3 separate regions of the Homo sapiens genome follow, and regions 1 and 3 are each linked to region 2. The links are chromatin loops, found by intact Hi-C in ENCODE. Cell type or tissue: gastrocnemius medialis. All regions are shown on one strand. Links, peaks and the distances in the headings refer to the core of each region. The heading gives the core; the rest is flanking DNA. Region 1 has its middle 7.7 kb from the start of LINC01914. Region 2 has its middle 26 kb from the start of LINC01913. Region 3 overlaps PKDCC (protein kinase domain containing, cytoplasmic).

Region 1 (9,865 bases), core at 816-8,815, 74 kb after region 2:
CACGATGAGTCACATTTGATCCTCACTTGGGCCATGAGAAGAGGGGGACTGCTGAAGTGGGTTTTCTAATTCACTGATGTCTGCATTTTCCTATTAACTATATCCTGTGACAGCACAACAGCCCACAAAATGATGGCAACTTCTTTTTACTCTATAAGGGGCTTGCTTCCTCCTGCCCCAAGATCTTTTCCTGCCAGAGACAGTGAAGCAGGTTGTTTGGACCTCATCACTTGACCTCACGGACATTTGTCCCAGAAAGACATTCGAGCTCACACCTAGTAAAGATGCCCTTCAGGTTTCGTCTTTCCTTCTGTCATTCTACATCATAGCCCCCTACAAAATGTCCTATGGCCAATACGATAATTGGTATGAAAGTCAATTCTTTTTTTTTTTCTGTAATAAAACGTAACTGCTCAATGAATCTTCTCTTCCTATAACATTTACACAAAGCTGAGTTGATTCAGGTAGAAATAATTCCAATAAAATGAAAATGGGAAAAAAAAAAGAAATGTTCTAATGGTATCATTAGAACAACATTAGAAGAAGTAAAAAGCACACTGGTCCCTTTAGAGGAGGCAAAACTTATCCTAGCACTTACCTCTAAAGGAAGTTTCTCACATGGAAGTTCCATGTTCACCTCTAGTGCTTTCGAGTCACCAGCTTCTTTGTGAATGTGATAAAATCTGTTAACCCATTCCCCAGAAAAAAGCACACACAACAATCCAACTACATTTTTCAATTTCTAGAAATTCACAGGCTCCAGAAACCCATCCATAAATCCCAAGTTAAGAATCCCAATCTAGATTACGTGTATGAGAGGTACACTTGCCTCAAACCGTTTCCAGGTGAGAAGGAGGCAGAGAAGGGACTAAGGACTGATGGGGAACAACGTTGGCAGGAATTCCTGAGAAGTGTCTGTGTTGAAATGGGAGCCATCATATGCCTTTAAGCCTTGCCAAACATTCACAATTAGAAATGTATAAACTCTTTCAATGTTTAGTTCTCTCCCTCCTCTGCTTTTTAAATTAAAGACCTATTTTAATATAGCGAACTAATACCAAGGGCTGGTGACAAAGGGAACTTTACCTTGACGCCGATTATTCTTACAGGCTTAGAGTTGGGGTATGAACCACCAAGAAAGCGAGCCTAGAAGTACTGGGCTGCAGGCAAGATGACAAAGACTGAGAATCAAAGCACTCTAATCCTCTGAGTTCATGAACCCCTGGTACGAGGAATGAGAAGGTGCTTGGCTATCAGACAGACATGCATGTGGATATCACTTACTGCCTCCATGATTTCAGCAAGTCATTCCATCTAAGTCATGTGCTCAGTGTCTGGCACATTGTAGATACCAAATAAACAAGGGTTCCCTTAGAGAATTGACACGCCTACTGATGCAATTACCTCAGTGCCCCGGGGCGATAAGGAGGCAGAATGCCCATCCTTGGGGTTCTCAAGGGTGTGCTTTGAGATTCATTAGATGCAGGGGGTTGGGGGGCAAGGTAGAAATCTCAGACTCACTCATAAAGACACAGAACCCAGCAGCACAGCTGAGAACCGCTCTCTGAGGAGAAATTCAAGGCTGAAATGGAGGCAGTGCTTTTGTGGAAAAGGGTGAAAGAAAAGATTTTTAAATAGCCATCAAAGATGGAACAGACAGCACCAAAGACAAGGCATGGTGCCTGGGGAAGGGTTAGAGGTGATGCTGCTATTGACATTTCGACCAAAGAACAATTCCTGAGTCCCATCTCCACTGCCAGGAGTCAAACCAAGTTCTGCCTGGGGGTTCTAGAGACCTCTTCAACCCACCCTTCCTCATGCCCGGTCTCACCATCCAGAAGCAGCGGTAGCTGGCTCTGCCTACCCTCAAGGATAGCAACTACCACCCAAAGTGAAATAGGTCAGCCCAGCCTTTTCCCCATATGAAATTATTTCCAGAAAGAAAAATCTGCCAAGAGACAAGTGCTGCCAAAAGTAGGGAGAAGAGATGGTGTGTTGGAGCCACATGGGACACTTCTGACACTGCCCATACCCAAAAGATAACAGAGGAATCATATGCATGAGGAAGGGACATCTTCCTTCACAGTCTCCATCCCCAGACATTTATTTGGAGAGAGCATGTCTCTGTCCTCTAGAACCGAAAGGTGCTGTACTGGTCTTGCCGGTCTTCCTGAGAGGAGCCACGCAGAGACAAGCCTCTCCCCAGTTCCACCCCTCCTCCTTTGGGCACCCCTTCTCCCCACACATCAAATTAGCCTGAGAGACCAATCCAGAATACAAGGAAAGGAATGCAGGCAGGGAATCTCAGAGCCTCTCCCCGCCGAGCTTATCTCCCTTCTCCGCCACCCGCCATCTCAGGCTTGCTCCCCCTTGGTGGAGTTCAAGGCAGGCTTATTTCCTCCAAGGTTGTCACAGACCAATTTTCTAAACTGCATGAAAACAGAAAACAAACAGAAAACCAAACCTACCAAAGCTCAAGTCTCAAGAACAGCTTGGCAGGCCTGAGCAACGTGCTAACAATTTCATGCTGTTTTAAGAGTTTCTAACTAAGCAACGTGTACCAATAACCAGATGTGCCCCAACACTGGAAGAGGAGAACATGGGCTTCTAGGGACAGAGATTTAGAAAACAGGAAAATACTCATCAAGAAACACAGCTTCCAAGCATGCTGGGCCTGGGGTTAGAAGGGAGGCTGTCTCCATTGGCCTGGACATGCCAAACTCACACTCATTCAGTTAAGTTGCAGATATTTTGATCAATGCCTGCTTTGTGCAAGTCACTATGCTGGGTACTTGGGATACCAAATAGATGCTCAGAGCCTGTGCAGGACAAAGTCAAGGGAATAAATATAATCACAACACAATGTTATGCTCTGAAATGGAGAAGAGAAGCCCAGGAGAAAAGGGCTGATTCAGGGTGCTTCTTAGAGAAAATTTGATTTCATTTCTTTCAATATATACATGGAACACTTATTATATGCTTAGGATACAGAAGGGAAAAGTCAGGCATAATTCCATCTAATAGGGAAAGCAGTAGTCATCAAATAAGTGAATAAGAACTGCAGACTGTGCTTGCAGCTGGTGACTTGAGTATTTACTCAGCACCCACTGCATGCAGGCCACTGGAGCTGGGCTCAGCATAAATGCTCACCAGCCAAGAGCCATACAACGTCTGAAGAAAGCCAGACCCACCTCTTGTTTACAGGCATATTATGGCTTGTGAATGGGTCTAAATTTCCCCATGAGATGAATCATCTCCAGGTCTCTGTCACCAGGGCCCCCACCCAACTCTGAGATGACCACCGACCACTGAGGCCGGCAGAGGCCAGAGCCCTGGGCTGTAAGCTGCCCCGTGGGACCGTCCCCCATAGAGTGGGGTGAGGGGTAACCCAGGACAGAAGGGTCCTTTAGACTTATATCCCATTAGTTTATCTTACCACCTGCTTGCAGTACACAACAATATTTTTTAAAGCCTTGAAATTATTGTGAAGTAACATTCATATTGCATTTGAGGTTTAAACTTGTTAACTTGATAAATATAAACATGTAAGTTATAACACAATTTTGTAATGTAACACTCTATTTTGGCAATTCTTCTTTTTTTAAATATACTTGGAAGTAAAAAATAAAAAGTAGCTAGCCTGGGTTGGCCTCTCCTGGCCTGAGAGGTCGCTCCAAGTCAGGAGTCCTCCTATGCCTCAGGAAGTCCCTGGTTCCTAGCAAAAAGTCCATTAGCTCAGGCTTAATGCTATCCTAAAGCCAGTGGCCTTCTTTATGAGGGCTGTTTTTGTCACCTGTTAACTTGTTTATTGCACCAGTAGTAGAGTGGGGAGGGGAGGATGGGCATGAAGGTCACAAGTAGGTGGCAATTGCACACCTCAGGCCTGAGCCTCTCCTTGGTCATTATTTTCCCAGAATGACCTCTGGGTGGATAGAGGCTGAGGGTACAAAGCCCTCCTTGAACTAACACATGACAAGCCAGCACAAAAGAACTGCAAACAGGCCCCTAATTAATGGGTTTGCTTAGAGCTGTTTCCCTGTTTAGGGACTTCATCCCAATAATTGCAGGCTCCATAATCATTAATCAGTCACCACTACTTTTCTGGGTGCCGACCACAAGCCCAGCCCTGTTCCAACAACCATGAGGAGACAAGAGCAGAGAACAGGAACTCAGATTTATTAAGTGCCTGCCCTACGCTAGGCACTGTGCCAGGGGCTTAGTTTGCATAAGCTCGTAAATCCTCACAATGATCTGGAGAGGAAAGCATTATTATCCCCCTTGTACAGATGAGGAAACTGAGTCTCAAAAAAATTAACTAGCTCAAAGTCATCAGCTTGTAAGTGAGAAGCACAGTTTGAACCTGGGTCAGGCCAACTCACAAGACTTGGTTCTTGCACTCTGGAAGGTAAGAGACTAACTGTATTAGTCTGTTCTCATCCTGTTATAAAGAACTGCCCAAGACTGGGTAATTTATAAAGGAAGAAGTCTAATTGAGTCACAGTTCCACTGGGCTGGGAGGCCTCAGGAAACTTACAAACATGGCAGAAGAGGAAGCAAACATGTCCTCCTTCACATGGCGGCAGGAAGGAGAAGTGCCAAAGCAAAGGGGGAAAAGCCCCTTATAAAACCATCAGATCTCGTGAGAACTCATTATCCTGAGAACAGCATGGGGGTAACCACCCCCATTATTTAATTACCTCCCACTGGGTCCCTCCCATAACATGTGGGGATAATGGGAGCTACAATTCAAGATGAGATTTGGGTGGGGACACAGCCAAACCATATCACTGTTCAAAAATGACACAAAGGGACAACAGCTCAAGCCGGGTTGTGCAAGCACACTCTCTGGACCACAGGAGCCTAGAGAGGGCAGGGGACAACAGGGCTGAGGTCCCAAGAGAAGACTTCTCAAAGGAAAGGCAGCACACACTAGGCTCTGAACGGTGGAGAGGATGGCACACATTTAATAAACTGTGCTCAGCACTTTCTCCAACCACTAAGTTCAGGTTTGGAAATGACTGTGGAATTTGTGCCTCACTTGGGGCCAATAAACATTTAGTAAAATGTCCAAGGAGGACATGTAGAGACACACACACACACACACACACACACACACACACACACACACACACACGCAGATCCACCTCGGCAGCTCCAGATAGCGCCTGGAACTGGCACAATGAGAAAGGACTTCAGCAGGCAGCAAGTTACTGGCATCAGACACCAGCAGGGATTAGGGCGAGGGCCAAACTGAGAGGAGGAGATGTGGAGCCAGCGGGTCCTGTGACCACCCTGGACCTGGAAGGCTGGCAGCTCCCTGGGAAAGTCTCATCCAAGTGCCCAATTTAGACCTTGCCCCAGAACTTGAGAAATGCCAGGTAAGAGGAAAGGAGCCAGGAAATGATGATGAAGAGCAGGGACTTAACGAGAACTGGACCCTCTCTCCTTTCCCAGTCATTCCAGCCACACCCCCAGCTCTGAGCTCCCACTTCTCGACCCCCTAAACACACACTAGTTGGGTATTCAGACCCCTCAGCTTCACGGGAAGTAATGCATACATCACAATCCTGTCAGGATTCACCTATCAGTCTCTCCTGGGTGCTGGCTCTGTCCACATGAATGTCTCCACCAGGCAGAGACTCAGGGCCCTCAGGCCAAGCTTGGGCCTGGTTAGAGGTAAACATATGAGAGCCAGCCAAGATCTGGCCAAAGGGGCTCATGCCAGCCCAGCCCCAACTGCGGTATATGTGCCGGCCTGGAGGAATCCCACAGGACAAGCTGTTCTTTCCTAGAGCTGGGATAAGGAAGTGAGCCTGACCCCAGGGGTCACCCAAGCCCATCTTCCATGACTCACAGGGCCTAACACATTGTCTGTATGACAGTCCACAGCACATTGACTTTGCCAATAGGCTGTGACTCTGGATTAGGTTCCAGAGTGAACTGCTGGCCTGGAGGCCCAAGTCAGCTCTTTTTCACCAGTGAGGCCGCCCAGCCTTCTGGAAAAGAGCATTGTGGTCCTGGAGAAAAGGCATGGAGGTCTGGGCCCTGGCTGAGAACCTACAAGCTAAACCCCAAAGAGTCAGCAAGGCCCAGACCCATTACCAGTCAGGATGCCTCACCTGGAGACCCATCTCTCACTCAGATGCCCCAGCCCTAAGCAAAATCTGCATGAGAACCAACCCTCTTGGACTAGGGGACCCTGCAAATAAGAGTCGAGGAGGCCTGTCCTGTCCTGGAGCTGTCCCTGCCTTCACCTGGCTTCTCTCCCAATCTTCCACAGAGCCTCTCACTGTTCCTGACCTAAATGAAGTGGCCAGAGAGGCAAAAGGCCCATTTATCATTTTAATTAACCACCAGATACCGACGTTCTCTGGAGAGCCCTCCCACACCACATCTAGGCTGCCTGTGGGAGAAGATGTTCTGGAAAGACCATCAGGAAGGAGGCACGGGAAGACAGAAAACAGAGAAGGAGACAGAAGAGCCTGGATTTCCCGAGCTAGAATCCCAGAAGGAACACAAAAACCAAGTCTGTGACCTTCATTTAAACGGCAGCACTGTATTATTCTGGGAAGACGGTAGTGTCAGGAGGGAAGTGGGGAGGACTTCCAACAGTAGATATTCTAAGTGAGAGCTCCCCTGGGAGGCCTGCCAGCTCTCCCAAGCCTCACCATGCCTGCGGGGCCTGACCAGCAGAGGAGCCTCACGAAGGGGTCACTCACCCTCTAGAACATCCAGAGAAAATTGGCCATGGCTCCAGAACCTGGCCCAGCCCATTTTCCAGCCTTCACGTGCCCTCCTGAGCTTTTCTTAAGGCTAATTGGTTCGGATACTGCTTCAGGACACACAAGCACCAGCTTAGACCTTTAGAAGGATAGGCTGGAGGGACAAGCCAAGGGTACCCTTCCTGATCATCCTGCGTCTGGCTGCACATCCCCAGCTAAGTAACCAGCAGTGGTGACCTCTCCCTCCCTCCTTCTCTCATCTTGCACTTCTCTCTGGCTGCAGCTGTGCATCTCTTGCTGGCAGCTGGCTCTTCCCCACTCTCTGCCTCCCTTTCTCCAAGCCCCTTCACACTCTGAAGCCTGTGAACCCAGAAAATCTGAGACAGGTCTCAGTTAATTTAGAAAGTTTATTTTGCCAAGGTTGAGGACGCGCCTGTGACACAGCCTCAGAAGTCCTGACGACATGTGCCCAAGGTGATCAGGGCACAGCCGGGTTTTATACATTTTAGGGAGGCATGAGACAGCAATCGACATATGTAAGAAGTACATTGGTTTGGTCTGGAAAGGCGGGACAACTAGAAGCAAAGGCTGGAAGACTCTTCCAGGTCACAGATAGGTGATACACAAATGGTTACATTCTTTTGAGTTTCTGATTAGCCTTTCCAAAGTAGGCAAATCAGATATGCATCTATCTCAGTGAGCAGAGGAGTGACTTTGAATAGAATGGGAGGCAGGTTTGCCCTAAGCAGTTTCCAGCTTGAGTTTTCCTCAGTGATTCTGGGGGCCCAAGATATTTTCCTTTCACAAGCCAGCAGGGAATGAGCTGTTCTGAGTTGAACAGAACGGGAAACTGCACTTTTGACTCTGAATGTATTTCAATGGAGCAGCCTCTGCTGAAAGCCGGGCTCAGACACTGAACAGCCGCTTCAGGGAGATGCAATGGTTGCAACTTGTGAACCGTGCTTTCCTTTCCACCGCCTTTTCTCTACATTTGTCTGATTCACCAGCAGCTCAACACGTTGCCTCCAGCCCAATTCCCTCTGAAGAAAGTATGCAGATGATTCATCTTCTCTGAAAAAACTACCCATCCCAGGGTAGTGCCCAGCCTCCTTTCTCTTGGGCATATACAGCCTAAATTCCCCGGCATCCCAGGGTAGTGCCAGCCTCCTTTCTCTTGGACATATACAGCCTAAACTCGGCAAGCAACAACAGGAGAGGAGGGTATTCTAGAGGAACTCCCAGAAACCACCTCATCACCAAGGACTGCAGGTGAGCCCGGCAGAGTGAAGTTCAAGGACATTGTCCATAGGCACGGAGTCACACACGTGCACACACACTGGGGCTAGTTTGGGGACCCTGAGCAACACCTGTAGAACACAGGTGAAGTCCATGGGTAGCTATTAGAATCCTGTTCTCAGCAGGGCACGGTGGCTCACACCTGTAATCCCAGCACTTTGGGAAGCCAAGGCAGGCAGATCACCTGAGGTCAGGAGTTCAAGACCAGCCTGGCCAACATGGCAAAACCCCGTCTCTACTAAAAATACAAAAAATTAGTCAGGCGTGGTGGCAGGCACCTGTAATCCTAGCTACTCGGGAGGCTTAGGCAAGAGAATCACTTGAACTCAGGAGGCAGAAGTTGCAGTGAGCCAAGATCACAACAGTACACTCCAGCCTGGGCGACAGAGCGAGACTCCGTTTCAAAAAAAAAAAAATCCTGTTAGAATCCTGTTCCCTGTTCTACCTGGGAACAGGACTCTAACAATCACCCATAGACATAACATCACCCCAAGACGGCAAGAGCCAGCTCAAGGCCTGGAGAAAGCCCCACTCACAGGGCAGATTTTTTAACACTGAGAATTTAGGGTTGTGTATGGAAGAGGGTTGTCAGATAAAATACAGGATACCAGGATAAAACTGAATTTCAGATAAACAAATAATTTTTCTAGAATAAGTACGTCTCAAATATTACATGAGTCATACTTATGCTAAAAATTATTTACCTGAAATTTGAATGTAACTGGGTGCTATGGGTTTTTATTTGCTAAATCCAGCAATTCTATAACTACTCGACTCCACAGTCATGTTAGAAATGATGACAGTATCACAGAGTAAATAGAACAAGAAAATTGCAATCAGCTCACCTTTTGCTTATCCCTCGGGGTCTTTCTCTGGGTCCCGGTGCACCCAAATTCTCCACCATAACCTCTCTTGCCTCCATCCCACCTGACCCCTTAGCTGCTCAGAGATCCTGTGGCCCCAGGTGTAGGCCAGTGCTTTTATCTCTTAACTCAGCTGCATTGAGGTTGAATTTTTCAAAAGGAACTTTATTAGAAAACTAGAGGAGCATATAAATATCTGAATTCATAAAAAAAAAAAAAAAGAATCGTAGTTATCACATGTAAGGAGATCAAATATCAAAGCCCTGGAAACTAAGTCTAGCCATGGCCTGCTCATTCTTTTTCTCCAACTGTTACTGGATCCACTGACTTGCAGTGAGGGTTTTTAAGCTGGTTGTACCTTCAGTGAAGCTGAACCAACATTCTGGAAGGGAGGCTCCACTGGCTGCATATTACAATCACCTAGGAATCGTTTTGCCGCCTATCCTAGACCAATTAAATCAGAATTTCTGAGAGTAGGGTTTGGGCATTGGGAGATTTAAAAGCTCCCCAGGTGATTCTAATATGTATCCACGGCTGAGAACTCATGCACGTTGGAATCACCTGAAAACCTATTAAAAAGCTGCTTGTCTCCCACCCTCAGAAATTCGGATTTAATTGGTATGAGGTGTGGCCTGAGCATTGGGATTTTTAAAAGCTCTCCAGATGATTTTAATGTGCAGTCAAGTTTGAAAACCCCAGCTACGCACACTTTAATAGAGTCCAAATCTCCTGGGGATTTTTAAACTGGAGATGCTGGGGTGGGGCCTGAGATTCTACGTGTCTAACAATTCTCACAAGTCCCAGGTGATACGATGCTGCTGGTCTTCATACAACGCTTTGATTAGTAAGGTCCTAGATCAATGGGTCTCAAGACGGGATAGACAGTGGAATTACCCGGGGAGCCTTAACAACTACCTCAGCCTGGGTCCCACCCCAGAGATTCTGATGTAATCTGGCTGAGGTGGGGCCTGGACATCAGGATTG
Region 2 (9,865 bases), core at 1,375-9,374:
GCCTCAGCCTCCCAAACTGCTGGGATTACAGGCATGAGTCACCGCACCCAGCCCCAGAGAAGATCCTTAACACACAGGCAAACACCTGTACATTTTTATTGGTGGTCATTGTTCAATCCAAGCTCCAAACTGAACTCTAAGTAACAGCTTCTTTTGAACCTAATCCAGATATGTTAGAGGTCTTTGAAAAGTGGTCAAATGTTCACAGCTGAATTCTGGTTGAAAGCCTTCTACACTTCCAATCTGTTTCTCCTTAGGAGAAACTCCAGCTGGCCCCTCTCTTAGCAAGTTCTCATTCTCCTTTAAGACCTTTAGAGAAATGTCCTCCAGTGTGGTCAGAAGTAGCTGGACCCTAGTGGTGGCCTCTGCATAGCCACCCTGAGAGTCAACCTGCCAGGACCTCTCTCTGTTCCCCTGCCACAGGGCTGCCTTCCAGTCCCTCAGGGAGTCCTTCTCCTCCTCACCGGGCCAGTTCCATGTCCCTTATGGTGTGGGGAATTGGAGAGGGGGTGGACATAAATAACTTACTTTTATAATAACTAAATATGTTAAAATATGTTATAGGAAAAGAAAAATGTTAAGGATTACCCTCTTTTGGAAATGTTTGTTAGTAGCTAACATTTATTAAATACTATGTTCTGGGCACGGTACTAAATGCCTATTTAAATACTGTCACCATGTTTGAGATCTAAAACAGGCTTAGAGAGGCGAAGTAGCTCTACCTGATGTGACACATCTACTCAATGACAGCAAGGATTTAATTCCAGGTCTACCCAATTCCAAAGCCCGATCCTGTTTTGTTTTGTTGTTTTGTTTTGTTTTGTTTGAGACAGGGTCTCACTCTGTCACCTAGGCTGGAGTGCAGTGTCACGATCATGGCTCACTGCAGCATCAAAGTCCTGAGGAATTCTCTGACCTCAGCCTCCCAAGTAGCTGGGACTACAGGCATGAGCCACCACACCCAGCTAATTTTTGTATTTGTTGTAGAGATGGTGTTTCACCATGTTGCCCAGGCTGGTCTTGAACTCCTGAGCTCAAGCAATCTGCCTGCCTTGGCCTCCCAAAGTGCTGAGATTACAGGCATGAGCCACTGTACCCGGCTAAGCCACTGCACCCGGCACCTGATCGTTTAATGCTTAGGCAGCACTGCAGTTTGAAAATGCTGCCAATGTTCTAATGCCACTAGAACACACATTCTCAGCAAGGGCGATATTGCCCTCAAGAGAGCAAAAGCTAGTTCTTGGTGGCCAATTGAAAAAAAAAAAAAAGTATTTACTCCTTCTAGGTATAAAGGACAGATATACATATAGTGCCCAATGGATTTGCAGTTTACTCGTAGTATCAAATTTCCATGAGAGGAGGGGGCAATTAGGGAAAAAAATCTAAAAAGGCTCCTTACAGGGACAATCATCAATAATGAAAACAAGGTTGAGCAACAGTGTGTTAGGACATTTTGGCAAAGAGCATGTTTACTGAAAGCAAGCAGTGTCTTACACAACTCCCAGGGTTTTCTCAGGGCACAGAAGACAGCGTCAACACCTGAGCTTTGTTCACTGAAAGCTTTTAGTCATTATGCCATGTGATGCTCCCAAGAACCCCCTCATGAAATCGCTAAGGAAGATATTTACTCTCCACTTTTAACAGATGAGGAAATTGAACTTTAGAGACGGTAACCACTACCTAGATTTAGTACCAAATAAAACTACCCTTTAAGAATAAAAAGTGATATAAAGAAATTTGTAAACAAAGCAAAATAGTTTGTTATAAACAGATCTTCAGTAAGAGAACTCAAAAGTCTGAGATGTACGAAAGAATGAAAGAAAGAAAGCAAAGTGGTTAACATGTGAACAAATCTATATGAATGTTGGTATATAAAACAATAGTTGTAATGTCTACTGTAGGGGCTTCCAGACATAAGACACAACTAAAACACTGGGCAATAATGGCATATAAGTCAGTGGGGAGTGGTTAGAGTTTAAGCATACTTAGGTCGTTGAATTGGTCAGGAGAAGGGTAAAGATATTAACTTGAGAAATTAAGCTAAATATACATGTTAAATTTCCAGGTTAAAAAAAATAGAAGACATCGAGAATTAACTGCCACATCAGAAGAATGAAAAGTGGAAGGAGGCTGGGTGCGGTGGCTCATACCTGCAATCCCAGCACTTTGGGAGGCTGAGGTGGGTGGATCACCTGAGGTCAGGGGTTCAAAACCAGCCTGGCCAACATGGTGAAACCCCATGTCTACTAAAAATATAAAAATTAGCTGGGAATGGTGGCTCACGCCTATAATCCCAGCTACTCAGGAGGCTGAGGCAGGAGAATCGCTTGAAACGGGGAGGCAAAAGTTGCAGTGAGCTGAGATAGCACCACTGCACTCCAGCCTGGGTGACAGAGTGAGACTGTCTCAAAAATAAAATAAAGTATAAATATAAATGGAAGGAGCAAATCCTATACTTCTCATGACAAATGTTACGAATCATTGAAAAACTATCAAATTGAGTCTTTAAATTCACTTAAAATCATCCTTCAATATAGTTGAATGTTGCTTAAAATCAATTGCATGGGTGTAAAATTTTTTATACTAAAAATAAGAAAATATTTTTCTTTATGGCTTAAAAATTGCCTATAGCTTACATAGTGTTTCCTCAGGGGTGGTCCATAACTCCAGCCTCCTGAGATGCTACACTCCAAGGGAAAGCATCCGTGATCCAGCCATCTGAGGGATGCTGCACAACACAGCCTCACCTGTAGACTCACAAAGCTGTATGGCCCTAAGACTTATACTTAGTAAAGAAACCTGCCTGCCTTGATTAACCCTAGTGTTTTCCAACCATTTTTTCCCCAATGAGGGTACTTCTCATTGTTTTCCTTCATTCATTGGTTACCCACCATCTTCTTCCTCTCCAGTCTAGCTTTGGAAGGTTGAAAGTAGTTGAGACTGAAGAGATATTTCTGAGATAGTCTCCTGGCTCCCTGGGATAAAGTGCATGGATTAAAGTACACCAGAATAGTCACTTTCTTTCCCTATGTGGGCCTCAGTTTCCCCAGTGGTCCAAGGAAGGAGTAGATGGCATGGCTTCTGAACCCCTTCTAATCTCTAATTATACATCTGTAAAATGAAGGGATGGAAGATGATGCCTGACTTTTCTTCCAGCTCCTACATTCTTTGATCTCAAGAATCATCTCACTTCACTCTCTCTCAGAGAAGGCAACTATAGCTCAGAGAGATGAAGTGACTTGCCCAAGGCTACGCAGCAGGGCCTAGACCTGCCGGGCCCCTGAGTCCTACCTAGCTCAGCATTCATGTGTTTTTACATGTGTGCTGTGTGTGTATATGTGAGCACATATATGTGAATACATGACAAGGTGGCATATTCTAAAGATTCTTTGTGTGTGTGTGTGTGAGTCAAAGATTTATTTTGTCATTTCTTGCATTTGAAGTACTCTTCAATGACATCCTTGGCCTGGGACTCCGTGCCATAGTCCTTAACTACTACACAACTGCGACCAACCACTTTACGGGGTTTCCCCTCTCTGTCAGTTTTACAGAGACCTACCCATTCCCCTAGTTTCTTGTTGTCATCAACCTTAATTAGGTCGATTTGGTGTTCAGCACAAAGGGCCTCCACCAACTTGACATCCATAGGCTCATCACAGTTGGATGCCAGCACACAAAGATGGGCTTGGCGCTTGTCTAAGGCTTTGGCAGCTTTGCAAATTCCACATGCTAGGCCATTGTGGATGAGGGCGGTCTTCAGCACCTCTTGTAAAGCAGTATTAACGTCCATTACACCTCCAACAGCAATGCGTTCCTCGGCCATGGCAGTGGGTTATGGGTGAAGCCCAATCTTGAACACACCAAAGCCTTTGCGTCCGCACGACCTGGCGGTGGCAGGGAAAGAGCATATTCTAAAGATTCTTGTTAAGCTCAGACATTTCCTAAGGCATCCATGCAGGTCAGGGGTGCTGTGTATCCAAGTCCTGGATGTGAAGCAGGAGGAAGCAGATGTAAAGAGGTAGGAGCTACAGGAATGCTCAAAGGATCACATCTCCCTCCTCCTCCCCAGTCTCTGCATCACAGGGGCTCATGCTCCTTGCTTAGCCTGATGAGGCTACATCCAGCCAGCCCAGCCCGGTGAAGCTGCTTCCTGCTCCCAGCTCAGGAGCTCCAGGCAGGACTGAGCACAGCCAGCCATCAAATTTTGCCTGATCTAGCCCAGTGCAGTTATCAGCATTTTGTTTCTACCTCCATGTTTTGACCCTGGGTTCATCAGCTTGACCTTTAGCCCTAAAAGACACTGTCAAATTTGCTGAGTTTGGGGGCATTTCCACAGCTGCTTCTGTCTTTACCCCCTGCAGCTCCTCCTCTGCCATTCCACTCAGCCCTTCTCTCTCCCAAAATCCACAGGTGCCTAGCCCCACAGTGGCTGCTCCGGCAAGTCTCCCTGCTTTGATCAGATTCCCATGCTGTCTGACCACCATTTTTTTAAATTTTTGCACCCTACTTCTAGTCATCCACTCAAAGGAGGCCAAAACTACAATTCCTCTTTCCTCTTTTCCATCCACGCTGATATCACATCTCTAAGGCTCACTTAGACTTTTATTATCTTCTCCACTGAGGTAGAGATTATAAATCAATACATGTCATAACCTCAGTGTACGGGATGGCTGTGTGTGGGTGTAAGAGACAGAGAGAAAACACCAATGTTGGTATAGTAGAAATTGCAACTGATGTGTTACAATATGAAGAGGGAATATTGCATATCTTCCAATTCCTATTTTCAAAGTCGACTCATCTTTCCAGAACTGTCACTCCCAGCCATGGGAATAAAGTTCAGGAGCTCAGATTGCATTAGCTTCCTCCTTCTCACTCCAATGGGTAGTTTGTACCAGCTCCACCTCCCATCCCCAGGAGGAGCTCCTTCCAGGTTCCTCGACACCTGCCGCATCATACGGCTTACCCCATGGTGAGCAGAAGCTCCAGCTCAGCCCCAGGGACAACTGGCCTAGAGTGAATCATTTCTCAGGATCTCACTGGAGGTGGGAGGAGGTGGGTGGAGGAAGGTTTTGGTGGGTGAGCAAGGGGCAGAGGGACATGGTAGCACTGCTCCAGTTGTTGTTGCTTTGGGATGGAGGCGTTGAAAGATAAATTCATGAAAGAGAGACTGGAAGGCTTTCCTCTCCTGAGATTCAACCCTGGCCACACCACAGAATCCCTGTGACGCTTTCAAATAACGTGAATGTGCGGAGCACATCCCAGACCAAGGAAACTGAAACTCCAGGTGCGTAGCCAAAGAACTTGTGTCTGAAAAAAGCTCCCCAGGTCATTCAGATTCACAGCAACATAACCTGACCTCCTGATACAACAAGAAGCATACAACATCACCAATAAAGCATTCTTGATAAAAATGTCTAACCTGAATCCAACCATGAGAATGCAATCTGACAAATCCAGCTGTGGGACATTCTATAACACAACAGGCCTGAATTATTTTAAAAAGTCAGTATCATTTAAAAAGAAAGAAAGAAAGAAAGAAAGAAAGAAAGAAAGAAAGAAAGAAAGAAAGAGAGAGAGAGAAAGAGAAGAAAGAAAAGAAAAGAAAATTTGACCAGGTGCAGTGGCTCACGCCTGTAATCCTAGCACTTTGGGAGGCCGAGGCAGGCAGATCACCTGAGGTCAGGAGTTGGAGACCAGCCTGGCCAACATGATGAAACCCTATCTCTACTAAAAATACAAAAATTAGCCAGGCGTGGCAGGTGCCTGTAATCCGAGCTACTAGAGAGGCTAAAGCAGGAGAATCACTTGAACCCGGGAGGCAGAGGTTGCAGTGAGCCAAGATCATGCCACTGCACTCCAGCCTGGGCAACAGAGTGAGATCCTGTCTCAAAAAAAAAAAAAAAAAAAAAAAAGGAAAAGAAAAGTCAAGGACAATGGGCTGTTTTAGATTAAAAGTTACTAAAAAAAGACATAAAACAATACATAATACAATGCATAAATTTGAATTAGATCTTGGATTTAAAACACATGCAAATATAAAAAATATTTTGGAGCCAGTTGGAGAAATTTGAATATAGAATGTAAATTAATTATAAAATTATTAATTTTCTTAGTTGTAATGATAATGTTGTGGCCATATAGAAGTTTCTTACTTTTACAAAATGCTGCTAAATATGTGAGAGTGAAGTGCTGTGATTTCCACAGCTTTCTTTGAAACGGATCAGCATAAAAGAAATGTAGGAAACGAGATTAATGAAATGTGGCAAACTGATGACAACTGGTAAATCTAGTGAAGGATATTTGTGTATTTATTCTGACTTTTTTTCTTTCTTGAGATAGGGCCTCGCTCTTTCACCCAGGCTGGAGTGCAGTGGCACGATCATAGCTGACTGCATCCTCAAACTCCTGGGCTCTAGTGATCCTCCCACCTCAGCCTCCTAAGTTACTAGGATTACAGGTGGCCACCACCCTGCCTAGCTAATTTTTCTTTAGTTTTTTTGTAGAGGCAGGGTCTTGCTATGTTGCTCAGGCCGGTCTTGAACTCCGCAATTCAAGTGATCCTCCCGCCTTGGCCTCCCAAATTCCTGGGAATATAGGCGTAAGCCACTGCATGCAGCCAGTTCTACCATTCTTTTCAATCTGCAGTTTTAATATTTTTCACACCCCAGATAGCTATATGACTGCACACAATCAAAGTCACTGCCCTTCCCAGCTCTTCTCCAGCCCCTCCCTTCCAATTCTGAGGTCCTGGAGTCCCTAGAACAGTGATTCTCAAACCTCTGCACACAAGAGCCTGGAGGTCACATTAAAGCACAGACTGCTGGGCCCCACCCCTAGGGTTTCTGCTTCATTGGTCAGCTGTAGGGCCGAGTGTGTGCACTTCTATCAAACACCCAGGTGATGCTGATGCTGATCAGAGGCCTCACTCCAAGAACTACTCCCCCGGAGGGCTAGAAGATAGGCCAACGCTCCTATTCATAGCTCATCCTCCCAGATGTGCTATAGCCTCCAGCCCGTAAAGGCAAGATGCTTAATCTTTTCCAGGAAAAGTTTGTGCAATATGGCAATAACACCCACCAGAGGGCAGCAAACTCTTGCGGAAAGAAATTTTCAGGAAAAGAAAGGAATTTGACTGAACTCTTGGGACCCCTTCCTGAGGATTCTGACATCCCACAGAGGACTGAGGTGGTTGAGGCCATCGGGATCCGACTATAATAATTCTCTACATTTGGTTAACACTTCATGCACGTCAAACTTTCCCATATATTATCTCATCCAAACTCTACAATGGTCCTGAGGCAACAGAGCTTCAACATCTCTGTGTGATAGATAAGATAACAAGGCTCAGAAAGACAAAGTGGAGGTGACTTGTCCAAGATGAGAGGGCTGGTGATTTATCAGATCAGGAACTTGGATGCAGGCTGCCTGACGCCTCATTTCTTGTTTTCCCTCACACCTATCTGCAGTAATAGCCGCTGGGATTTCTTGATGATTTTTTATGTATTTCCTCTTTTAATTTTCACAGCAACCTATAAGGCATGCTCTCCAGTTGTCTCCACTTTACAGACAAGGTAAGGGAGGTGGGAGGAAACTGACTCGCACAATTAATAAGTAGTGAAGCTAGGATTTGAGTCAGGCCTGTCTGACTCAAGAATCTACAAACACCTACTGATTCCCTGTAGTCATGTGTAGTCAGCAGCCATTTGTCAAGCAGCACTTGCAGTAAGTCTGGGACTACGCAAGTCACTGGTGATACAGTCCTGGCCCTCCAGCAGCAGCCAGTCTAGAAAAATCTAAGATGAAGGTGCCCGTGCCAAGTGTCACAGGAAGCCCACCAGGTGAGTTCTATCATCCCCATTTTACAGATGAGGCAATGGGACCTAGAGAGGTCAATTAACTTGCCTCTGACTGCAAGACAATAAGTGATGGATCAGGGACTCACACTTGGGCCATGTACTATACCGGCAGCTTTTGTGCATCTCACCCCAAATTTTCTGAGATGCCATGTGGGAAATAGAAAATGTCCCAAAACATGTGGAACATTCATTCAGCTGCAGTGGACATTCATTCCATTGCAGTTGTCATCCCATCAGCTCTCTGCTGCCCCTCAGCTCAGCCTGCAGCTCAGACTCCTGCTGGGCCAGGCCCTCCTCCCCTGTAGAACCTCCCTTCCCCTTCCCATTGCCAAGTCAGGGTTTTCTTCTAGAATGGCCCAGAAAAATAAAGTCAGACCATTTTGCATATTGAGGACCCCTGATGAAGAGCTGCTGTTGAGAGTCAAAGAAGCTTCCCTGGGACCCTCACCTGTCAGCCTCCACTACCACCAACAGACATAAAGTAAGGGCAGTGCCTGACAGCAGATCTTGGGCTGGGGACGTGCAGGTGTTTTCCTATTTGGGCCTCAGAGTCCCCTGACCCAAGCCAGGCCCCCTCCCCTGGGCAGCCAGTTTGTTATTCCCGCAGATTCCAGTCATCACACCGGTTCTCCCATCCTTGTGGTTCTCCCTCCTTACTTCCTACAGGTACACTTGGGGATTCTGATTCTTTCCCTTCAAGACTCAGTAGAATAACATGTTCTTCTCTGTGCTGCCTCCTAAAGCAAACTCACATGCCCACTCCAAGAGAAGTCATTTAGTATGTAGAAAAGAATATTGGATTTTGAAATCTGACTTTAAATATCTGGGTATAAGATCCAGTTCCAGCACTCACAAGCAGGAGACTAGAACAAATCTCTTAATTTCTCTTGGCTGGGCATCATTTTACTGTGCTTACTATGGGAATCACAGCCTCTGGGGCCATCTAACAAAATACAGGGTTACCGTGGCGTTAAAGTAATATATAATGGAAGGCACTTTTTTTATTCTTAAGTTCTTTATAGTAAGTATGAATGTCGAAAACAAAAATTATATCATCTGGTGGCATTTTCAATGATGTAGATGTAACATGCAGGACAACAAAAATGGAGGATTAATGAAGCTATGTCGTTAAGCCTTTCACATTTTGCTTAGTTGCCAGAGTGGAGGGGTTAGCGACGGATAAATGTTAACTCTAAGTAGGATTAGGAGTCAACAATAGGAAACATGTGTAAGATACAAAACCAGAAGGCAGGCTTGGGCTCCTTGATTAACAGTAAAGGAGATCTCTGAAACTGGTATTTCTCATCTTTTCATTTGGTGCCTCCGAGATAGCACCACAGAGTAGCAGATTACAGGAAGATCCTGAAAGAGGAGGAGCACTGCTGACCTGTGCAAAGCATAGAGTATAATCGCGGGAGGACAAACAGCTTGAAGCTGCTGAGACAATGGCTCTGGCACCTGCTTTGGGGCAGGGAAATTTTAGGAAAAATACCTGTGGAAGTTAAGGATCTGGAAATAGATTCCCTTCCCATGCCATCAAACCTCCTGAAAAGTGCTGCTGTAAACCCTGTTTGAAGATCCTCTGAGATGTTGCTCAAAAAGCACACTCAAGGCCTATATAAAATTGGCTCCAGACCAAAGAGAAGTTGGCCACTCAACCTAGCAATGCCTTCTGATATGATTTTGTTGTGTCCGCACCCAAATTTCATCTTTAACCGTAGCTCCCATAATTCCTACATATCATGGTAAGGGACCTGGTAGGAGGTAACTGAATCATGGAGCCGGGTCTTTCCCATGCTGTTGTCCTGATAGTGAATAAGTCTCACAAGATCTGCTGGTTTTATAAAGGGTAGTTCCCTACACACATTCTTCTTGGCTGCTGCCATGTAAGATGTGCCTTGCTCTTCCTTCACCTTCCACCATGATTGTGAGACCTTCCCAGCCATGTGAAACTGTGGGTGCATTAAACCTCTTTCCTTTATAAATTACCCAGTCTGAGGTATGTCTTC
Region 3 (9,865 bases), core at 928-8,927, 200 kb after region 2:
GAGGATCTTGTACTCTTTCCTTCCCAGGGACTTTTGGGAACTTTTTGGAAACTCTAGGGTGTCAGCCAGATCCTGAGGGAGTGGAGAGGTCTTGAGTGACTTAGCAGGACATAAAGTCTTAGTTACTTGACTCAAGACCCCTCTCCCTTCAGACGGGTTTGATGTTTGATGTGCTTTCCTATCTTTTAAGAAACTTGTCCCTCACTCTTCCCGCCAGCTCAAACTTCCTGACAAGCATTCAGCTAACGCCCCACATATATATCACGTGACGGTCCTCCTCTGAAATGTCAGGCCCCCAGCCCAATTCTGAAGGCACCAAAGAAAAAATTACAACAGAATAGTTTTCACCCTTCCCTCACCAAACCAAGACCAGGGTTGTCTGGGGTTAGCTGTGTGACTCTTTATTGTAGAGTCCCAGACGAGAGTTAGTGGCCCCAGGGCACAAGGGTTGCTAAGGGAGAGAGGGTCACAGGTCCTTTCTACCCAGGAAAAGTGAAAAGTGGGGGGCCCTTTAGTGTGAGTTTAGGGACTGCTTTGATGGTGGCTCTCCCCCATTCATCTTCTGACCATCAGGCCAGTGTCGCTCTGGCCTCCTAAACACGGCCATCTTTGCTGGCAGGGAAGCCTACAGTGGGGTCTTCCTGCCCAGGAGGCTTCAGGGCAGGTGTACAGGGAACTAGAAATAATGCTGCTTTAATACCTCTGAGTTATTTAAAATTTCAAAACCATTTGACTGTTTGCTGAACTGGGGAGGAGTTAGAGAACATTTCTAGAGTTCCTAGTGGTGCAGGCTCACCACCCTCCCTCTCTGAGCAGCCCAGAATTGGTGCTGTGGATTCTAATAGAAAATGCCCAGGCTAGCAGGCCCCATTCTGCACCTCCCAGGGCTTTCTCTGGTCATGGGGATTGCCTGGGCGAGATCTTTCTATCCATTTTCTTTGACCCCTCCCCATCCCGCCCCTGACACACGCATACACACTCCCTCACGTGACTTGACTCCTCTATAGCCCAGGGCCAAAGGGCACAAGGGTCTCCCCTCCCCTCAACCTCTCCCCACCTCCCCCTCCCCCAGTCATCCTGGGGCCCCCAGGCCTTGGATGGGCCCCCAGGCCTGCCTGGGCCCAGATTCTGGCCCTGCTAGAGTATATTTCTTCTCCCAACCAAACAAAAGATGTGACTGAAATGCTCAGCCTCACGCTTCCTGGGGGGGGTTAATGGTGTCTTTTTATTTTTTCCTGAGGGGTGTTGATTAATACCTCGTTAACAGCGCATTTAACGACCTCCGGGTGTTTAATAACCTTCAGAAGTTTCCCACAAAGGCTCAGACTCTGGGCAAGAAAATGAGAACCAGGCCCCAGGGCTGTTCCCCTTACCTTCCCCCCACCCCACCAGGGTCTGGGGCTTCCCTGGACTGATGGGGAGGGGGTGGAGAGAGAAGAGGGTGCCTGGAGCTGCCCTGGCCCCCCAAGTCACAGCCCAAGAGTGAGGCCTTCCCCCATGCCAGCAGGATGACGGGGAGCTGAGGGGGCACTCCTAGGGCGGGAAGAGGACATGTGAGGACCTGGAGTGGCTCTGGGGAGGGTGTGAATGATGGTATGAGGGTGACAGTGCACAGGGATATCCACCCCTCCACCGCATAGCTCTCCTCTCCCTGAGTCGGGCCTGGACAACTCAGCCTTCGTGTTTCTACCCCACAGGGTGCTGGTTGTTTTGAGCACCATACGAGCCCCTAGCTGCTGTGGAGTATGTTGGAAGAGCCAGGGGGATGCCTGTGGGTGCTGTTAAGGTGGTAGTGACACTCAGGCTTTGCTTCCCAGAAGTCCCTGGGCAGTGCGGAGCTTCTCCCCAGATGACATAGAGTGGGCAGTTCCCTGTGACCGTAACCCCAAAAGAACTGATCTTCCAGGAGGAATCATCACTCACTACCACCCCCACTGATACACATCACTCATATGCAAAACACACCTGGGGATGTGCCCTCAGGTACCTTGTTCTTATCAACACTTGTTACCAGTCTAAGGGAACTTGCTTTTCCTCCCTCAAGACCCACGCAGAGAAAATTGAAGCTGCCAGAAGGTAGAAATGATGAGGGATAGATACAGATTCAAGGAGGGGAGGAAGGATAATGTCCAACCGTATGCTCGCTTGTGTATTACCAAACAGCATTCTTAGAAAAAACAGATTGTGGCCGGGCGCAGTGGCTCACGCCTGTAATCCCAACATTTTGGGAGGCCAAGGTAGGCAGATCACTTGAGGTCGGCAGTTTGAGACCAGCCTGGCCAACATGGTGAAACCCTGTTTCTACTAAAAAGACAAAAATTAGCTGGGCATAGTGGCAAGCGCCTGTAATCCCAGCTACTCGGGAGGCTGAGGCAGGAGAATCGCCCGCACCCAGGAAGCAGAGTGAGCTGAGATCATGCCACTGCACTCCAGCCTGGGCAACAGAGCGAGGCTGTCTCAAAAAAAAAAAAAGAAAAGAAAAGAAAAATAAATAAAAATAGGTTGTGGAATCCGAGTGGCACAAATTCACATCTTAGGCTCCTACATTGATCAGCTGTGCGACCTTATGCAAGCAACTTAACCTCTCTGAGTCAGCCTCCTCACCTGAAGTTGGAGATAATAATAGCACCTACTGTGCCCATTAGGGTTATTACAATAATTGAGTTATGCACGTAGAGCAATTTAGCATGGTACCTGGCACGTGGTTAACTCACAGTGGCCAGACCTGCCTATTTACCTGAGTCGGAAGGGGTGAGGGGCTGACATGGTCAGTAGGAAGTCTGACTGCAGGGAAGAGAGGGCATGCTTCCCAGGCAACGCTGCCATTCTCTTCTGGCCTGAGCTGAAGCAAAGGCCTGGGGATGGTGGGAGGAGAGAGAGGGGGAACCTGACAGTCCAGCCCTTCCCTGTCCCCACCCCCACCCTGTGACCTAATGACCTGCCCTCGGCTTTCCCCAGCTCTATGGCTACTGCTACCAGGACAGCGAGGACATCCCAGACACCCTGACCACCATCACGGAGCTGGGCGCCCCTGTAGAAATGATCCAGCTGCTGCAAACTTCCTGGGAGGATCGATTCCGAGTGAGCTCAGAGGAGGGCTCGGGCCCTGGGCTCCTTGCTAGGATGGTTCTGCCTTAGAAGGCCAGCCCTCCAAAGCAGCTCCCACTCCTCCTCCACCCAGGGAGAGGGAGGGGAGGAAGGCGCACAGGCTGACTCAGCCACCGGCCAAAGGGTTCAAAAAAGAAGCAAGACTTAAAGGATCCCGACATGCTGTGCTCTTGCCCTCCTCACCCCTCCTTGTGCGCGTGTACACACCAGCTTGTGGGGGCTGGCACCTTAAAGAGGGGAGCACTCACACACTCACACTCAGCCTGACTGCAGGAGGGCCAGTGTCCTAGAACTAGGAAAGACCTTAATACCATCCTGACCCTCCCGATATTTCCATACACTGAACTAAAACAACATTCAGGATGCAACTTCAGGGAAGAGATGCATTATCCCCAGACCCTCGCTGCTGCAGTTTCCCACCCACTCCATATCATTTCCAGGGTCAGGCCAGCCGAGAGTTAATAGAAAATCACTGGCCTCCTCTCTAAGGCTGCTGACCTTGGCCTTTGTGGAGCCCTGGGGCCTATAGAAGAGAAGTGCCAACCCCCACAAGCAAAGTTCAGATTCCAAGAGGAGGGTGCCCTCGAGTCCCACAGACCCCCAACCCAGGAGAAAAGCAGTGAGCAGTCTTTTCTTGTGCCCCTCAGATCTGCCTGAGCCTGGGCCGCCTCCTCCACCACCTGGCCCACTCCCCACTGGGCTCCGTCACTCTGCTGGACTTCCGCCCTCGGCAGTTTGTGCTGGTGGATGGGGAGCTCAAAGTGACGGACCTGGATGACGCACGTGTGGAGGAGACGCCGTGTGCAGGCAGCACCGACTGCATACTCGAGTTTCCGGCCAGGAACTTCACCCTGCCCTGCTCAGCCCAGGGCTGGTGCGAGGGCATGAACGAGAAGCGGAACCTCTATAATGCCTACAGGTGACCTCCACCCCTGACTCGGGAACTCCATCGAAGGAGAATGGGCCAGGAGGGCATGGCAGGAAGAGAGCCAACGTGGAGGCCAGCTGGGCAGGGAGACTCAGCCTTGACCAGAGCAAGGGAAGGCTTCTACCCTGTCCAGAAGGGAACATTCAGGCCTCTGATGGAGAGGCTAAAAATAGACAGCTCCAAGGAGAATCCGGGTTAGGGGGTGGCAGCTGGAGGCTTCTTAAAATAGTGTTGGACTCGGAGCCTAGGGCTGGTGGAACTGGCACTTTTCCCTTCCCACCCAGGCCCTTGTGCTCTGGGAAATTCCTCACTGGGCCCCAGCCATGGGGCTGCTCCGACACCGGGAGTCAGTCAGGGGATAATGTGGGGCTGGGAGGTGGGCAAGTCCTGGGAAGGGTTGGGAAGCAGGCCCCTGGTTTCGGTTAGTATGAAGTTAGGTGTGGTGTTAGCATGTGCCCAGAACCCTCCCCCGAGGCTGAGTAGACTTCACTGCGTTCTGCCTGGTTGCTAGGCCTGAGGGATCCGGCTCCCTGGCCAGGTTAGCGTTCTGCCCCAGGTTGGAATAGAGGAAGGATGTGTCTCCAAAGGCTGGATTCCTGAGCCACTGGTTTCCCTCTGCCACAGGTTTTTCTTCACATACCTCCTGCCTCACAGTGCCCCGCCTTCACTGCGTCCTCTGCTGGACAGCATCGTCAACGCCACAGGTGAGCTCTCCAGGGCCCATCTGCTTCCAGGCACCTACCCCACCCCCACCCGCCAGCAAAAGTGGGGAGAAAAATAACCCAGGGCAGCAGGGGTTCTAGAAACCATCACTTCCTAAGGTGGCATTCTGCCGCAACCTCCCCGCTCCCCCGCCCTCTGTTCACTGGGGCACAGGCTCTGGAGGCAGAGGTGGGAGCAGCTGGCTGCTGACTTCAGGGAGGAGTGGGAGCCCCAGGCATCCTGTCTTAGCCACACTGCACTCTGCAGGAGAGCTCGCCTGGGGGGTGGACGAGACCCTGGCCCAGCTGGAGAAGGTGCTGCACCTGTACCGGAGCGGGCAGTATCTGCAGAACTCCACGGCAAGCAGCAGTACCGGTGAGTGGCCCCAAGCTGATCCACAGGGAAGCAAGAAACAGGTGGGAGGGTGAATGACCCCGCCCAATTAGGCTAAGTGGCTCACCCTTTCTCTGGGGACCCTTGTCTCCAAAGGCCACTGTAGGGGCTCACATAGAATCATGGAGGGGCTGACATGGACTAATTTGAGGTTCCATCTCTAGCTGAGCTAGAGCAACTATAATTCTGCCTTCAACCTGGGGTTGGGCACTGATACCCCTACTCTGGATGGCTCCAAACCCTATCATGTACTGGCTATATGACTTTGAGCAAGTTACCCCTTGAACCTCACTTTCCTCATCTGTGAATTGGGTTCACTATTACCCACCTCACCAAATTCTTATGGGAATTAAATGTCAGGTGAAATGTGTGAAAGCAATTAGTGCAGTTCCTATGACACAGCTGGAACGCAGTATATGTTTGCTTCCCTTTCCTTCCTCTAACCTCCCGGGGCTAGAAGGGCACTGCATGTTAGGGAAGGCACACACTGAAACCAGCCAAGAAGCCCCAGGGCAGGGGGAGAATTCTGGCCACTGGTTTCAGGCTGTGGTCCTTCTGCTGAAGCCCTGGGGTTTAGCTGGGGTTGGCAGGGGTTGAGGGGTGAGCAGGTTTCATATTCAAGGAGTTCTGGCTAGTCTTAGGGGTGGGGGAGCCCTGTTAGCCCTGTAAATAAAGTTTAACGAGGTGAACAATGGCTGGCTCTGTCCCTGAGGATGCTGTTTATGGGGCTGTAAATCACAGTCAGCCCTGGACTTTGGTCTAGTCCCTGGTAGAAGGAGGCAGGAGGGTGGGGTGGCCAGAGGCCCAGGGCTTCTGCATTATCAGTCCAGAGCTGGGGCTCTCCAGGCAGTGGGAAAGACAGGAGCAAACAAGAGGCCAGCAGCTGAGGAGCTCACTGATTGTGAGTTTTCAGAGCTTCTGAGGCTCTCTCTGTAGAATGAGATCTCAGATTTTCCCTCCAGCCCCCTCCCCACTCTAGCCATGGATTTTTTGCATTTTAGTCCATTTGCATGCCTCTTAACTTCAAAAACCCCGACTCCCTTCCATCCCAGGCCCTTCTGAGGAACTTGCCTAACTTCTCTCCCCAAGGCCAGGAGAAAATGTGAATGAGGGTTGCTCTGAACCCTTGCAGGCCACACTGGATGCTGGTTAGAAGTACAGATTCTCAGTTCTACCCCAGACCTACAGAATCAGAATCTTCATTTGGTTGGGCATGGTGGCTTACACCTGTAATCCCAGCACTTCGGGAGGCTGAGATGGGAGGATCCCTTGAGCCCAGGATTTCAAGGCTGTAGTAAGCTATGATTGTGTCACTGCACTCTAGTCTAGGCAACAGAGTGAGACCCCATCAAAAAAAAAAAGAAAAAAAAAGAAAAGAAAAAGAATCTGCATTTTAACAAGAGTCCTTGGTAATTCACATGCACATTGAAGTTTGAGAAGCCTGGCTCCAACTGTCTAAAATGTCCTGGCCTCAGCAATTAGCCTAGACAGCTGGGACTCCATGTGTCCCTGTATATGTCTGTACCCCTTTCATGTGCCTGCTATCTTGTACTGCCTGACCAAGCTATGTGCCCTTAGATTTGGGAAATATGTATCTCCTGAAAATCAAGTCTGTGCTTTGTCTTTATTGAGCAGTCAGCCCTGTTTCAACAGTGGTAGCTGCCTTCATCTGCGTGCTAGAGGGCTGGGCTGGACTTCAGCTTTCACCTAGGAAATGAGTCTTGCTGCCCTTTCCAGAAAGTGACACATCCTTGGGCACTCAAACCTGGGCATACAGAATTCTCATTTTACTCCATCCCCAACCCACAGAGTACCAGTGTATCCCAGACAGCACCATCCCCCAGGAAGACTACCGCTGCTGGCCATCCTACCACCACGGGAGCTGCCTCCTTTCAGTGTTCAACCTGGCTGAGGCTGTGGATGTCTGTGAGAGCCATGCCCAGTGTCGGGCCTTTGTGGTCACCAACCAGACCACCTGGACAGGTGAGCCAGTGGGAGAAGCCCTTCCAAGGGAGATGGCAGGACCTCTCTGGAGGTTGATAGATAGTGATCCCCCATCGGAAGTCAGAGGGGGTGCTGAGGTGATGAGAGAGAGGTATACGTGTCTTCAAGGCAGTCAAATTAGGGAGAATGGTCTTGCCTCCAGAAAGAGAAACATCCAGCCCTGTTACCTCTCACCTCTGCCCCCCAGGTCGGCAGCTGGTCTTTTTCAAGACTGGATGGAGCCAAGTGGTCCCTGATCCCAACAAGACCACATATGTGAAGGCCTCTGGCTGACCTATCTGAGGGCTCGGCTGACCAGCTGACTATCCTCAGCAGCTGGGCTTGCCTGTGGAGGGAGTGACTTGCACTGGCAGCACTGCATGTCACCTGGGAACCCCTGCAGACAAAGCTAACATCCCAGACAGACAGATGTGACCAGGACAAACGTGCAATAATGCCAAATGTTAAAATGTGAGTTTACCAGCCTAGCTATGGGACTGCTGGCTCCTAGTCCAGGAATCATGGGGGTATGACTGCCTCTCCAACCCTGTGGGCTGTAAGCAAGCTCAGGCTAGTCTCCCCACTGGGGGCTGTGCCCCTCCCTGGGACGGTTCCGTGGGCAGCCCCATCACTGTGTTCAATAGTGTGAGAATGTAGCTAAAGCCCCTGCTGCTGCTGCTGCACATGCCACAGCAGGCGGTGGGGGCTGCGTGGGGACAATCCATCGTGGAGTGTTCTCTCAGCTTAGGTCTGGACAGGAGACTTGGCGGGAGATGCTCCAGGATGTGGGTGATTCTGTACCTGGGGAGGCTATCTCTGACCTCCCGACAGGGGACACTCCCAGGCCAGCCCAGGGGTCAGGGGCAGAGGTGCACACCTCAGCATGAGCCAAGACTGGGGTCAGGGAGCAGGTGTGGTTTGAGCCAGGACCTGGGGCGGGGGTGGGGCCGGGGCCTTTCTGCCTCATTTGCTTTCAATGAAAGCCTCAAAGCAGCCAAAACCAGGCTTTCCCCCTTCCTCGAGTTTGAATATCCAGAATCTTTTGTACTTCTTGTTGGTTAAATTGTTTATTTTTGTAAAAAATAAAATAAAATTAGTTAATAAAATGATGTTTCACAGCAAACTCTTCCCTAATGACAGTTTCTTAGGTTGTGACTTCTTGGTCCTCAGTTATATCCTTGGTATATGTTTGTGGGGATGCATGTGTCACAGGGGAAGATGAGTGAAATCTCAGCAGCAAACCCTGAAGTCATCACAAAGTGTTTTCAGGCCCTGCTCCCACCCATGGTGCCCACCTCCTGCTGGGTCTTCCACATCGTGTCCCCAAAAAAGACATGGGGACTCCCTTTTCCCCCAAGGAAGTTCTCATTTTTACAGACCGGCTTCTTATGTATGAAGCCCTAACCCAGTGGAATAATGTCCTCATGGTGAGATGTCAGCCATGAAGGGGTCACAAGGAGCACCCGAACAACCTGCAGGTGGGTCAGCTTTACCTCTGCCCAGGGTTGGACCTGGCCTGGGCCCACCACAAGGTCATGGGCACTAAGCTTTTCTGAGTCTTTCCCTGAACATGAAATATATGAACATTCAGAAGAAAGGAGGGTCTGTGGAAAGACCAGCTTCCACTTTGTCAATTTTAGGAGGGAAGGTCTAGCTGGGCTATATCGAAGTCCAGAGCAAAAACAAGAACCTGCGGGTTTAGGATCACACGGAGGCCAGAGAGCTCCGCCATGAATGCAGGGCTTCTGACTTGAAACCCATATCTTCTCTCCTATACACCATTCTACTTTTAGAATATTCTGGATGGGCACAAACCTTTGGAGGCTTTAAAAAGAATAACCAAACTTTAACCTGATTTCTCCTCAACAGACGTGGTTGGTGTAATTTGTCACATAACAAGATGTCCCTGTAGTTCGAGGTGACTGAGGAGCCGTATTTGCTCTGCAGCCCTAGTCATAGTCGCCGCTCTGACCCTCAGGGTTGCAGCTCACCACTGCCATCCCCAGCCCACACACCCCACATCTTGCCTCTGGTGTTGGGCTTGTTGATTGTGGGATTGTGGGTGGAGGGGAGAGGCAGAGCCTCCACAAAGCCTCACACCATGACAATGCAGCCAAATCCTGCCATGCTCACCACCCTCAGACCATCCTTAACCCTCGAAGGAGGACCTCAGCTTCCATCACCCTCGGGCCTCCTTCCCTAGCTGAACTCACTCCATGCAACATGCATAGCCCACCCCACGCAATCCAGTACTGGACTTTACACAATCCTCTATTACCCTCCAACAGTCATATGGCCTGTGGGGCTCTGAGGGCCGGAGGAACCGCATCCACCAAGGAGGCACAAGGCGGGGCCAGAAGTGATGAGAACCTGAGGGGAGGGGGCTGGGCCAGGAAGTTTGCGAGGGCTGCACAGTCCAGAGGGACCCAAGGACCCAGTAATAACCAGGAGAGAGGCCCGCAGGGCTCAGGAACCACAGGACTCTGGGGAAAAAGACCAAAGTGAACCAAGTACTGCCTTCCTGGCTTTGAGAGATTTCCAGACGAGGGGTTCACCAGCCCCTGGAGAGGGACAGAGGGAAATAATACTTCCAGAGGACCAGGCTCTGGCCTCAGCAAGGTACAAAATTATTCCAATTCTAGCCCAGAAAACTGAAGCCCAGGTAACAGCTGCTAAGTGTTTCAGCAAGCATTCTAATCCAGCCTCCCTCCAAGCCTGCGCTCTGTCCGGTAGTACGGAGTGCTGCCTCCG

What was found. Hi-C counts contacts between places; a loop is a spot of excess contacts. Peaks named below come from ENCODE experiments on the same cell type or tissue, not always from the same donor. Only the 100,000 strongest peaks of a DNase experiment are listed, where the experiment ranks them.
Region 1: a loop joins it to region 2, with 6 times the contacts of the local background. A loop is called at or near these places in 3 of 110 quality-filtered maps.
Region 3: it touches region 2 in a loop (8-fold over the local background); 5 of 110 quality-filtered maps call a loop at or near these places.

What each region holds. Positions count from the first base shown.
Region 1 is chr2:41,921,063-41,930,927 of GRCh38, forward strand. No RefSeq gene overlaps it. Among named protein-coding and RNA genes, the nearest start is that of LINC01914, 7.7 kb to the right of the region's middle. RefSeq lists an enhancer at 9,481-9,865. In gastrocnemius medialis, for the core only: no CTCF peak of the experiment used is centred there; DNase peaks (open chromatin) are centred at 1,319, 3,831, 5,229 and 5,819; H3K27ac peaks cover 7,683 bases.
Region 2 is chr2:41,846,779-41,856,643 of GRCh38, forward strand. It overlaps the pseudogene RPS12P4. Among named protein-coding and RNA genes, the nearest start is that of LINC01913, 26 kb to the right of the region's middle. In gastrocnemius medialis, for the core only: a CTCF peak has its summit at 7,078 (motif pointing right); DNase peaks (open chromatin) are centred at 1,523, 4,953 and 5,783; H3K4me3 peaks cover 674 bases; H3K27ac peaks cover 5,555 bases.
Region 3 is chr2:42,050,281-42,060,145 of GRCh38, forward strand. PKDCC (protein kinase domain containing, cytoplasmic) reads left to right here. Exons shown (of 7, transcript NM_138370.3): 2 at 2,959-3,081; 3 at 3,756-4,027; 4 at 4,661-4,740; 5 at 5,006-5,113; 6 at 6,941-7,114; 7 at 7,323-8,237. The coding sequence ends at 7,408. Among named protein-coding and RNA genes, the nearest start is that of PKDCC, 7.2 kb to the left of the region's middle. RefSeq lists enhancers at 2,515-3,230, 3,231-3,945, 7,813-8,313, 9,804-9,865. In gastrocnemius medialis, for the core only: CTCF peaks have their summits at 4,690 (motif pointing left) and 4,890; DNase peaks (open chromatin) are centred at 3,137, 3,881, 4,221, 4,671 and 1 weaker place; H3K4me3 peaks cover 4,195 bases; H3K27ac peaks cover 8,000 bases.